4 separate regions of the Homo sapiens genome follow, and regions 1, 3 and 4 are each linked to region 2. The links are chromatin contacts, found by Hi-C in ENCODE. All regions are on one chromosome and are shown on one strand. Each heading gives the region's core, a stretch centred on a gene start or an enhancer-like site at or near the end of the contact. The rest is flanking DNA. Distances are from core to core; before and after follow the strand shown.

Region 1 (2,700 bases), core at 169-2,668, 5.1 Mb after region 2:
CAGGTCAGCGAGCGCCGGGCCGCGGGAGGCAGCTTTGGGCAGATAAAAAGCCTCTGCCGCTCTTGGCCCTCTGGCTCAGGCCGAGGGCTGGGCTCCTCTGTAGAGCCGGTGCTGGGAGACTTCCTCCCTACACCTCGGGGTCTCTTCGGGCCTCGTGCTATTTATTTGTGCCAACATCTTTTTAAATTGGTTTTTTTCTATTCCTCTTTAGATTCTTTTTCCTTTTAAAAATTATTGGCATGGATGCTTTTTCTCCCCTCCAGATTATATAAACATTAAACACACACACGTACACACACACACACGTTTTCAGTAGCGATTACTGTGTTGACACCACTTCCACTCTGTCTCCCCAGATCAGCGCTTCTGACGAGCCCATTTGCACGGGGACTCGGCCCTCTCTTTTCCTGGCGAGGCTTTTGAACCTGTCGCCAAGCCAGTACCTCAGAGAGAAGGAAATGCAGAGGGACGAGAAGGATGCATGGCGCCTGCCCCCAGTTAGATGTTCTTCAGATAATCTGCAACCAAGTGCGCTGATAAAATATTTAATAAAGAGCCGGTAAACATCACTGCAAATACATTAAGGCATTTCAGCCCGACAGCTTATGATTATTTCAAAACTTAAAAAGGAGATCATAGATTGTCACTGTTTCTGTACTCAACCAAGAAACCGAACCTTCCTGAGGTGGGTGGATTGGTGGGTGAGTTGCTGCTTTTCGCCCCCTCTCCTCCCCCCTTCTGCTTGTCGCTGTGGCTCTCAGCAGCAGGGATTTATTTATTTATGTTTGCAGTTTAAAAGGTGGGGGTGGGGGCGCCGAGGACATGTAGGATCTGCTCACAAAGCACCAGCTCAGGTGTTGTGTGCTTTTGTATTAGCTGGAAAAGACAGACTCTGGAACTTTTACAGGGCGAGAAGAGGCCACCGGCTCGCGCTTTGTATACTTTGCACTTGAAATCGTTACATTCAACTGAATATTTGGCTCATTCAGATCCGAAAAGTCTCCTAGCATCGTCGAATTCCCTCCTCCGCCCCTCCGCTCTAAAGGGGGGAAGGGGGGGAAGGTAGGAAATGTTTAGTAAATTCCACATCTTTGAATCTTCCTAAAGCAGTGGTCACAGAGCTTAAAGGTGACACAACAGTGCTCACGTAAACCAACACACATTCCCCACCCCCCAAGCCAACAATAAAATCATCCCCTTCAATTTGCCATGATCGTCGCTACCAGGAGCCAGGTGATTATCCTAATTAATGTCTATCTAATTAAATTACTGTCAGCAGCTAACCAATGGCAGGAGCCGTTTCATCGGCTGCACAAGCAGCAAGATCAAAAGTGAGCCTTTTCTGATTGCTGCATAGTGTCAATTGGCCAATCTCTTCTCCCAGGGAAAAAAAAAAGTAAATCAAACCTTTGAGAAGCATTTGCTGGTTGAAGTGCTTTCTGTCTAGTGAGGGGGTCTGTGGATTTCTAGTTTATGATAAATAGGACTTTAAAAACCAGGGACGGGAGGGCGAGTGTTCAGGTTCTAGAGCTATGCAGCTGGAGCACTGCCTTTCTCCTTCTATCATGCTCTCCAAGAAATTTCTCAATGTGAGCAGCAGCTACCCACATTCAGGCGGATCCGAGCTTGTCTTGCACGATCATCCCATTATCTCGACCACTGACAACCTGGAGAGAAGTTCACCTTTGAAAAAAATTACCAGGGGGATGACGAATCAGTCAGATACAGACAATTTTCCTGACTCCAAGGACTCACCAGGGGACGTCCAGAGAAGTAAACTCTCTCCTGTCTTGGACGGGGTCTCTGAGCTTCGTCACAGTTTCGATGGCTCTGCTGCAGATCGCTACCTCCTCTCTCAGTCCAGCCAGCCACAGTCTGCGGCCACTGCTCCCAGTGCCATGTTCCCGTACCCCGGCCAGCACGGACCGGCGCACCCCGCCTTCTCCATCGGCAGCCCTAGCCGCTACATGGCCCACCACCCGGTCATCACCAACGGAGCCTACAACAGCCTCCTGTCCAACTCCTCGCCGCAGGGATACCCCACGGCCGGCTACCCCTACCCACAGCAGTACGGCCACTCCTACCAAGGAGCTCCGTTCTACCAGTTCTCCTCCACCCAGCCGGGGCTGGTGCCCGGCAAAGCACAGGTGTACCTGTGCAACAGGCCCCTTTGGCTGAAATTTCACCGGCACCAAACGGAGATGATCATCACCAAACAGGGAAGGTAATACTACATTTTTGGCTGCCGCTGCTCTAGGCGCAGCCGGGGACAAGTGCACCTAGGCTGTGACTGCCGCGGCAGCGACGATTTGGGGTCGGGAGCGGAGTGGAAGGCGCCCTAGAGTTGGCTAGTTTTGGAAAGGGGGAAAGTGGAAGGGATAACCGCCAGGGTGATGTTGGTGGGGGGGACCCCGTTCTAGGAACATAGTGGGAGAGCCAGTCAGTGGCCAGAGGAAGGCAAGAAAAAGGAAGAGCCCTGGCCAGCGGCTGGGCGATGGGAGGGACGCATCAACACTGGCATGCACGGACAGGTGGAGACGCAGGTCGCCAACCTCGCTCTCCACCTGGGCAGTGATAACTGCCACCTTCCCACTCCAGCTCACCCGCCGCTCTCCCTGATTTGGGTTGCACTTCTTTTCTTCTCCCACCACCCTTTTTCTAATCCAGCAAATATTCGCCTATTTGCTGCAAGTACAAGTT
Region 2 (2,700 bases), core at 198-2,697:
CCCCTTACAAAATGTTAGAAAGGCCTTGACTGAGAAGGCAAGTTGAGTGGAAGCATCCGCACTTCTAAAGTGCTTTTGACAGAGCACTGGGATTGGAGCTACAGATAAATTGATGTTCACTTTTCCAGAAAACTTGTCTTTCAGCATCTTTAATGGTCACAAGGCTTAATGGTCACAAGGTGGGAAGAGGGGATCTACTTTTCCAGGAGCTTCTTAGGTCAATTGCAGAGGGGGGACATACTGCTTATATGGTATTGGCACCAATATTAGAAGTGTTTCCCAGCACAGCAAGATGAACACCTTCCCCATAATGCCTTCCACAATCTGCCTTTCTGGAACAAGGCATTCTTGTGTCCTAGCAATTTTCAGATGTTCCCACTTGGAAGACATTCTAGAGCACAGACAATCTTATTACTAATGAAAAAAGAAAGCCAGTATCCTCTCTTTTTATTCTTTCCCCTCCCCCACAATCTTGCTTCATAGTGGTGGTGGGGGTGGGGGGAAGATTACCCAGAAAAAGCAGAAAGGAGACTCGAACCCCACAGCCCTTAGAGATATTCCTGTGTTGGATATTAACCCCCTGGTAGCTCCACAGTTTCATAACTGTACTCTTTACATATTCATATTCTCGCTCTGATACATTCGCAAACCCAAGGACAGCATATGTCAAAACCAGAAATTTCAGGCAACTTAGTAACAGGACACGCTACCAACACCACCCTTACTCAACAATACCCGGGAAACATCGCGCGCTGGCCAGCCGCGGAGACACAGTTCCCAAGCAACGCATAAACTGAAGAACTTCCTCTCCCTGTCAGTTTGTGGGCAGCTTCCCTCGTATACATAGGACTTGGAGTCTCCGTGTTCACAGGCCACAATCAATTCCTCACTAACAGCAAACTTTGCGCACATTTCCGCGGGCTAGTCCTCAGCTCCCAAACTGTGGAGTCTCCCTTCCACGTCCACCAATGAGGAGCCTGGAAACCTCTGTCGAGAGCCAACTCCCCACTAGTGCCAAAGCCGGAGTTCGAACAAATGCCCCCCGGTAACTGCGCGCACGCACTCCCCATCCTTCGGTCCCACTCTCACTAGAAGCCTCTGGCTCCCACTTCCAGAGAACCTGTCCCACACAAGTGGAAAGAAGAGACGTGCAAAAGAAGGAAAAAGCATAAAAGAAGGCGAACTGCATGGGCTGCATCTACTCACTTAGGAGTTCTCCGCGTCTGTCTTCATTCATTCAACTCTGCCGAAGTGCAGTTCCCTCTGGGAGCCCGGGCGCCGGGGTCGGGTAGGGGTGGGAGAGCTGGGCGAAGGGAACCCGGACACCTCACGGAGGGAGGGAGCAGGGACAGGCGGCCGGCTGGACAGGCAAAAGGGACCGCGGAGCCGTGCGCGAGCCGCCGGGCGGACTGGCCCTGGCCGCCAATGTGCCTTTGTTTATGTGGCTTGCGCTGCCGCTGCCAACATGCACCTAAAGTCTCCGCGCGTCAGCGCGCGTCAGCGGCCCGCCGCCCAATCGCCGCGCTGCCGCGCTCCCTGGACTCCTGGCCCGCGCTCGCTTTGGTATATTTCCGACCTGACGTCACGAGCAGGGCCGATTTTAAGGTGGGAACCGCTCTGCGTTCACCTTGGTAGCCAGCTTGGGTGGTTTTTGGTGTTTTTTTTCTTTTCTTTTTTTTTTTCCGAAAGAGGTGTGACCTCTCCCAGGTCTGCGCAGCCCGCAGCGTCGCGACACTTCACTTTCCCCGAAGCCCCTGCGCCCGCGCAGCGGCTCGGCCGCTCACATGTGGGGAGGGTGCAACAAAAGCACCGGCGGAAGGCAAGGCCGGCGTGGCCAGGTAGTACGCACCTGGAGCCGCACGGAATGGGATGTGCCTTGCAGCGCCCTAACCTCTCCCACCCACCTTCGTCACCCCCTTAGCGGAAGAGCGTACAGATGTCCCATGACACGAGACGCTCAGAGGGCTCACGCAGTTCGGGTGGGATTTCCCTACCCGGTTCATCCCCTTTTACTCCCTTTTCCTGTCCCAGGCCTCCTCCTCTTCTGGCATATATTCATTCTAATTATCTCTCTCTCTCACTCTCTCTACCCCACCCCCACCCCCCACACTCCCATCTGAAAGGGAATGGGAGTGGGGGTAGGGCTTATTTTTCTATGTTTCCTTATTTCCATGCAGTGCCCACGTTCGATGGAGGACGTGGTGCTTGCGGGGGGGGGGGAGAGGAAGGGGAGAGGGTAGACAGTGACCGTGACCCAGCTCTTTAGAAACCCCAAAAGTCAGAGTGAAGCGTCGCCCCTTTTCCTTTCGCAGACAATGCAGCCGAGCAGCAGGCAACAGGTGCGCCTTCTGCAGAAAGGTACTCTGATTCCCACCTTCTGCAAACTCTAATACTTTCGATACTCCTCTGTGCCCACCAACTCGTACCCCTTCCACGAGTTTTAAGGGAATAAATCGATCTTCGTTTGAAACACAAGGTCTATCACAGCCTCAATCTTAGAGCCCAGAAAGACTGGACAAGAAAAGCGAAGCGGGTGGGGATTGGGGGCAGCGTCTCCGCAAAGCGTAAGGTGTGAGCCTACAGCCCAGCCAGGAGAGGGGCCCGAGCTGGCTCTGGGAGCGTGTCCCACCCCCGCGGCCGTCCAAGTCGCCGCCGCTTCTGCTTTGCAAGTCATTTCCCCTAGCCACGCCGAGAGCGCAG
Region 3 (2,700 bases), core at 53-2,552, 5.6 Mb after region 2:
GCACTTTTATAATTTGGAAAGGATGAGCAGAAAGGAAAGAAAGTACAACTGACTTTAAGAACCTTCTTACTAAGAAAACAAGAAAACAAAATCACAGAGAAAAGACTACCATGACAAATATGCAACAAATACTCAGTGTGTTTCACACTCCAGGCTATAAGAGCTCTCATACTGACTACAAACTGCTTGAAGTTATATAAAACTACCTCTAAAAAAGACTATTATTCTCCTAGAAGAATTGGTAATTTCTGCTCATGGTCATAATAACAAATTTAACTGCTGTATTTATTTTAAAATTACACTTACTAAATTTGATTCTGAAATGTTTGATGCGTATTTTATTTTCAAAAAAGTCAATTTGTAACTTTTATTGATTGCTTATTGTGTGCCAATGATTGTGCTAAAAACTAGAGGAAATACTGAGAAATTATATAAGTTATCTGATCTTAAGAAACATATTAATAGTTTTATTAAGGAGCCTTGAAACCTAATGAGTACAAAAGAAACATTTATTGTTTAACCACTAGAATATAATAGTACCTAACATTTTCTGATTGCTTTCTATTCAACAGATATTATTCCAAATGATTTACAACATCAACTAATTTAATTATCACAACAGCCCAGTGAGGTGCCTTCTACTATCATCATCATCGTTTTTCAGATAGGGAAAAAGAGGCACAAGAGCTTAAGTGATTTATTGGTTGAGCTAGCATTTCATTCCAGGCAGTCTGACTCCAGAACTTATATTCTTAACCACTTTATTATACTGCCTCTCATAAAGCAGTCACTAAAAATTAAAAATAAAAGGTGGAACATAAAATAGGCCATCCCTTTGGCTGCTTCTGAGGCTCTACACTTCGATTCCTGCAGGGTATGGAGGGAGTGCTCTTCCCCATCTTTGATTTCCCTCCTCAGAGAGCACCCTGTCTGTGCAAGAGGGCAGTTTTCACACACCCCATTGCACCTATTTTTCCTCCTTTACATTTCCTACCTGGTCCTAGGAGGCACTTAGTTTGCAACACCTGGAGATCAGTGACAGTGGAGTAGCATAACAGAGGAAATAGAAAACAAAAAACCGTGATTTCTAAGGAGGGGCTTAATTTGTCTAGTGCTGAAACTGAAGCAAATTAGAACAAGATAGCACTATATTAAGGAGAAAATGACTATACAGGGGAGCTTAGGCTCCATGATATTATTTTTTCTAATAGAAGTCACCCAATGAGACAAACGAGGGCAATTGGAAACTGAGTGTTTGTTTAAGAGTTACTCCAGGAGATCTGATATGAAGGGCTTGTTGAGTATCATCAGGAAGTGGTTTCTATTCGCAATCAGGCCACCCTTAGCCCTGTTATTGACACAGTTTCTTTCTCTCTTTCTTTCTTTTTTAAACAGAAAGGTTGTGGGTACCATCTGGACCTATTAATGGTGGCTGTCATGCTCGGTGTATGCTCCATCATGGGCCTGCCATGGTTTGTGGCTGCCACAGTCCTCTCCATCACTCATGTCAATAGCCTAAAACTGGAATCAGAATGCTCAGCTCCAGGAGAACAACCCAAATTTCTCGGCATTCGGGAGCAAAGGGTTACTGGGCTTATGATTTTTATTCTTATGGGTTCATCAGTCTTTATGACCAGTATTCTGAAGGTAACAAAATCTGTCTTTATGAACTTGAGAGAAAGAATACATTTATCATCATTTAAAATTTTCATTTGAATCTGAGCCATAAATTTGCAAATATTGTGTGGCATGTGATGAAAGTGATGAATTTCTGAACCATGTTTATATAATTCTTCATAACCTAAGGGAGGGAAATTACGTCCTATATTTTAAAACCCTTAAATACATAAAAATTTAGTCTGGCAAAGTAAAATTTGATGAGTAAATTATTGTAACAATTTTGAATCGGTGATCAAGCTATGGGAAAAAGTCACTCATTGTTTCTGACTGACTTGTGACCCGAATCCATTACAGGCATTCATAAAGATTCTATTTTCTTGTCAGTGGATAAATATATTAGCAGTTAATATTACTTACTATTAATAAGAGATAGAGGTGAAGGGATGAGCCTGGTTATAGTCACATACGCAGTTTTCCATTTTAAGTGCTCTGTAAAACCACTGTCTGGACATCATCATTGCATATAGTGATTTTTTTTTCACACAAAACTTGAAATCTATTTTTAAGAGGATTAACTAGTAATTATTTTGTCATGTAATTTTGTCAGATATTTCCAAGGTGTGTCAATTGCGCTATAAATTACAACACATTTTATTTGCCTATAATTTGACATTTTAATTAAATTATTTAATGATTTACACTAGTTTACTTGTATTTGATCATTAACACAAGTACCTTTGCAAGAATTAATCTCTGTTATATAAGTAATTATGTTATAGACATAAGATGATGTGAACTATTCCAATAAAAAGAGAAAATCTGAATTATCCATATATTTACAAATACCTGGTATAATACAGGAAACACATCTAAATGTTAGCTTCATTTTTAATCCACCTTTAATCCAAATATCTTATCTTTGTAAAGCAAAATTCAAGTTGTCTCCAAAGTAGCATAATAATAATATTATTGTTCATTATATACTACATGGTTTTTAAAAATAGATTTTGACCTATTAAATAATTATAACAACCCTATTGTTATCATCTCCTTTTAGATATTGGGAAACTAAGGCACAGA
Region 4 (2,711 bases), core at 24-2,523, 5.7 Mb after region 2:
TCTCAAAACTGTATTTTGGGGCTTGCTTTCTCATTTTTCCTTTCCATTTCAGATATCCTTACTGCTGTCTTTGGGCTCTTTAAACACTGCCTTTTTTCCTTTTTCGATCACACCCAAAAACTTTTCTCAAAAATTACATGTAAATTTAAAAATTTACAAATTAAATTTAAAATTGAAATTTTAAAAATCCCGACTCTCCCTAATTTCAGGAAGCATGCATTTATTATACATAACAAGACGTGAAAGCCGCAAGAGTTTCAGCCTAAACACTGAAGACCCCGCGAAGTGAATCCAGCTGCTGCTCTACAAGCAGCAACAACAACTGGGAAGCCTTCTCAGCTACACTTCGGGGCACTGGTCCAACCCCACGCAAAATCCCTCGTTTCCCTTAGCGTGGTAAGACGGAGCCTGACCTGAGCTCCAACTGTCCTATCTTTTTCAAATGTTTCAAACTTACTGCCTTTGTTCAGCAGAACCACGGGCACGGTGATGATGGTGACAAGCGCAGCAGCACCCAGCAGTCCCAGAAGAACCTTCCACGGTGTCTGCAAGCCGAGCAGATCAAGTCCAATTAGAGGGAAGCGTGTGGCCCCAGTTTCCGTAGGAGGGTCGGGGCTGCTCCAGAGGCAGCAGGATTTGCAGGTGGGAGTGCGTTAGAAGAGGGAGACCGCGGGCTGGGGGTGGGGGTGGCGTCTGGAGTGCGCCAGTTGGAGTTCTCTAAGGCGGGTGCCCTTGAACTTGTGCCTTCAGAGCACATTAGCGTTGGTTTCTCTACCCCTGCCCGGGTTCGGGCGTGCGTTCTGTGAGTGGCTCTCCGGGACATTCAAAGCTCGACGCCAGGGTCCTAGCAGAAGCCAGGGTCCGAAAGCTAAGCGAGAGCTCTGGGACGTCCCTTCACCTGTCAGAGGGTGGCCTTGGGGCTTCCGCCTAAGGGGAGTCCCTGGTCCGGTTTCGCCAGCTTTTGGGCCATTTGGGGAGTTTGGCGAAGAGGTCCCCACAGCTCGCCCCGGGGACGTACGTGGCGCGGCACTCACCTTCATCGTCGGCGTCTCCTCGGAAGTGAGCGTTCAGAGAAGGAGCGCAGGCAGAAGTCACCGCGGGCGGCGGAGACGCGCGTCCTGCACCGCTGCTCCGGGCGGTGGAGTCACTCGCCGCTGGCAAGTTTCGGCCCCGAGTTAAACATTAGTGAGCGCCGAGCCCGCTGGGTATAAAGGCGCCGCGGGCAGGCTGCAGGGCAGGCGGCGCGGGAGCAGGCGCGCGTGGCGCGGGGCACTGGCATCCCGGCCGGGGGGAGCCCGCGAGGGCCCCCTGAGGGCGGTGTAGGGCGCTGGGCGGCAGCCGGGGCGCAGAGTGCGGGGCCCGGAGGAGCCGTGGGGGAGGGGAAAGGGCGCGCGGCCTCGGATGCGCAGACCCTGGGCCGGCGACTCGGGGACCCTGCTCCCTCTTAGCTAAAAATGACGTCGGCGTTCAGCTCCTCCAACCTCACGTGGACAGGCGAGGGAACCGAGACCCAGAGAGGGCAGGGGACTTTGGCAAACTCACACAGCCCACCGCAGGCAACTGGAACTGAAACCCAGGACTCCGTCTCTTGCCAGTGAAAGTTATGTTAGGAAGCAGTGAGGGGTCTAAAGCAGTATGAAAGGCAAAGAGAAAAGGTGATTGTTCCCTCTTGAATGGCCCTTGGAAGCTGAGTATCTGGATTCACCCTCCCTAGGGAATTTCCCGATTGTCTTGCAGGCTTACACACTCATCAAGATGACAAAAATAATGACAGTAACACTTATGTGGAACTTGACTTTTTCCCAGGTGCTGCTCTAAGCATTTACTGTGTTTGTTTTACAGGAAGGAAGACTGTACACAGAGAATAAATAACTTGGCCAAGCCATTCAGCTAGGAAGTTGTAGATCCTAAATTAAGAGTTCAAGGTCTTAATGGCTACTCTATGCGGCCTCTCATAGTCTTTTCAAGGGTTTTGGAGAAGAATAAAAGATCAGGTATGGCTTCTCCCTCCCCCAGCTCTCTATTGTTCCCTAAAGGATTATTCATTCGTTCATTCATTCCTACATCCTCCCATTTATTCCAGTCATCCACAGATGTTTGAGTGGTTACAATGTGCCAGCCTCCCTTCTAGGTACTGGAGATAAAGTGGGACAAGAGAGGTGAGGTCTGGACCCTTGGCACTTTCACGATAAAATACACAGGTAAACATTTGCCTTTAGGGCCCCCTGTGATTACTTCCACTCTTGCAGATAAGAGGATAAGGCCTCTTCAGCTTGTTCACAGCAGCTGAAAAGCAAAGCCTCTCTGTCAGTAGAGGTAAAAGATTAAGAATGCAGAGTCCGATGGGGCATTACCACATGATTATGAATTAATGCAATTTTCCATCTTTTATTTCCAATCCAGGCATTGCTTTTGAACTCAGTCATCTTTTCCCCCTTGCCCACTAGTTGCTTGTGATACATCAGTATCCTCACTCACCCCCAACTCCAGAGGCTGAAACTAACTCTCCTCCTCCCTCTTCCAACTGCTGAGGAAGATGAGTCAATGGTGTTACTGGACCCTGTGAACTGATGCTGTGAAGAGAGGCCATTTAACACGGACTACGGGGAATGGTGCCACAGGGGGCTCAGTGCTGCCCTTCACTCTCAGCATTTTGCTCACTCAGCATTGGTAAGCCACATCAGCCTCGGTGAAGGAAGTCTGGAGAGTTA

The links. A loop is a pair of places that touch in the nucleus more often than their neighbours do. Pooled maps may share reads with other maps.
Region 1: a pooled map shows a loop between it and region 2 (6-fold over the local background). The contact joins the promoter of TBR1 here to the promoter of NR4A2 in region 2. A Hi-C loop is called at or near these places in 1 of 168 maps with a recorded cell type or tissue (naive thymus-derived CD4-positive, alpha-beta T cell), 1 of 37 single-sample maps with no recorded cell type and 11 of 50 pooled maps.
Region 3: a pooled map shows a loop between it and region 2 (6-fold over the local background). The contact joins the enhancer-like site here to the promoter of NR4A2 in region 2. A Hi-C loop is called at or near these places in 6 of 50 pooled maps.
Region 4: a pooled map shows a loop between it and region 2 (8-fold over the local background). The contact joins the promoter of DPP4 here to the promoter of NR4A2 in region 2. A Hi-C loop is called at or near these places in 5 of 50 pooled maps.

The regions. Positions count from the first base shown.
Region 1 is chr2:161,414,879-161,417,578 of GRCh38, forward strand. It overlaps TBR1 (T-box brain transcription factor 1), which reads left to right and starts at 1,419. Exons shown (of 6, transcript NM_006593.4): 1 at 1,419-2,224. The coding sequence starts at 1,533. RefSeq lists silencers at 1-3, 74-123 and an enhancer at 1,545-2,167.
Region 2 is chr2:156,331,274-156,333,973 of GRCh38, forward strand. It overlaps NR4A2 (nuclear receptor subfamily 4 group A member 2), which reads right to left and starts at 1,448. Exons shown (of 8, transcript NM_006186.4): 1 at 1,207-1,448. RefSeq lists a silencer at 1,200-1,399 and an enhancer at 1,630-1,709.
Region 3 is chr2:161,955,594-161,958,293 of GRCh38, forward strand. It overlaps SLC4A10 (solute carrier family 4 member 10), which reads left to right. Exons shown (of 27, transcript NM_001178015.2): 20 at 1,396-1,647. Among named protein-coding and RNA genes, the nearest start is that of DPP4, 120 kb to the right of the region's middle. Within about 2 kb of position 1,303, at least 3 of the 41 ENCODE cell types and tissues checked have a DNase peak (open chromatin) inside an H3K27ac peak, as active enhancers do.
Region 4 is chr2:162,072,942-162,075,652 of GRCh38, forward strand. DPP4 (dipeptidyl peptidase 4) reads right to left here and starts at 1,274. Exons shown (of 26, transcript NM_001935.4): 1 at 1,035-1,274; 2 at 458-545. The coding sequence starts at 1,040. It overlaps DPP4-DT (DPP4 divergent transcript), which reads left to right and starts at 1,916. Exons shown (of 3, transcript NR_147697.1): 1 at 1,916-1,994; 2 at 2,537-2,670. RefSeq lists enhancers at 793-992, 1,427-2,124, a silencer at 1,143-1,402 and a promoter at 1,679-2,711.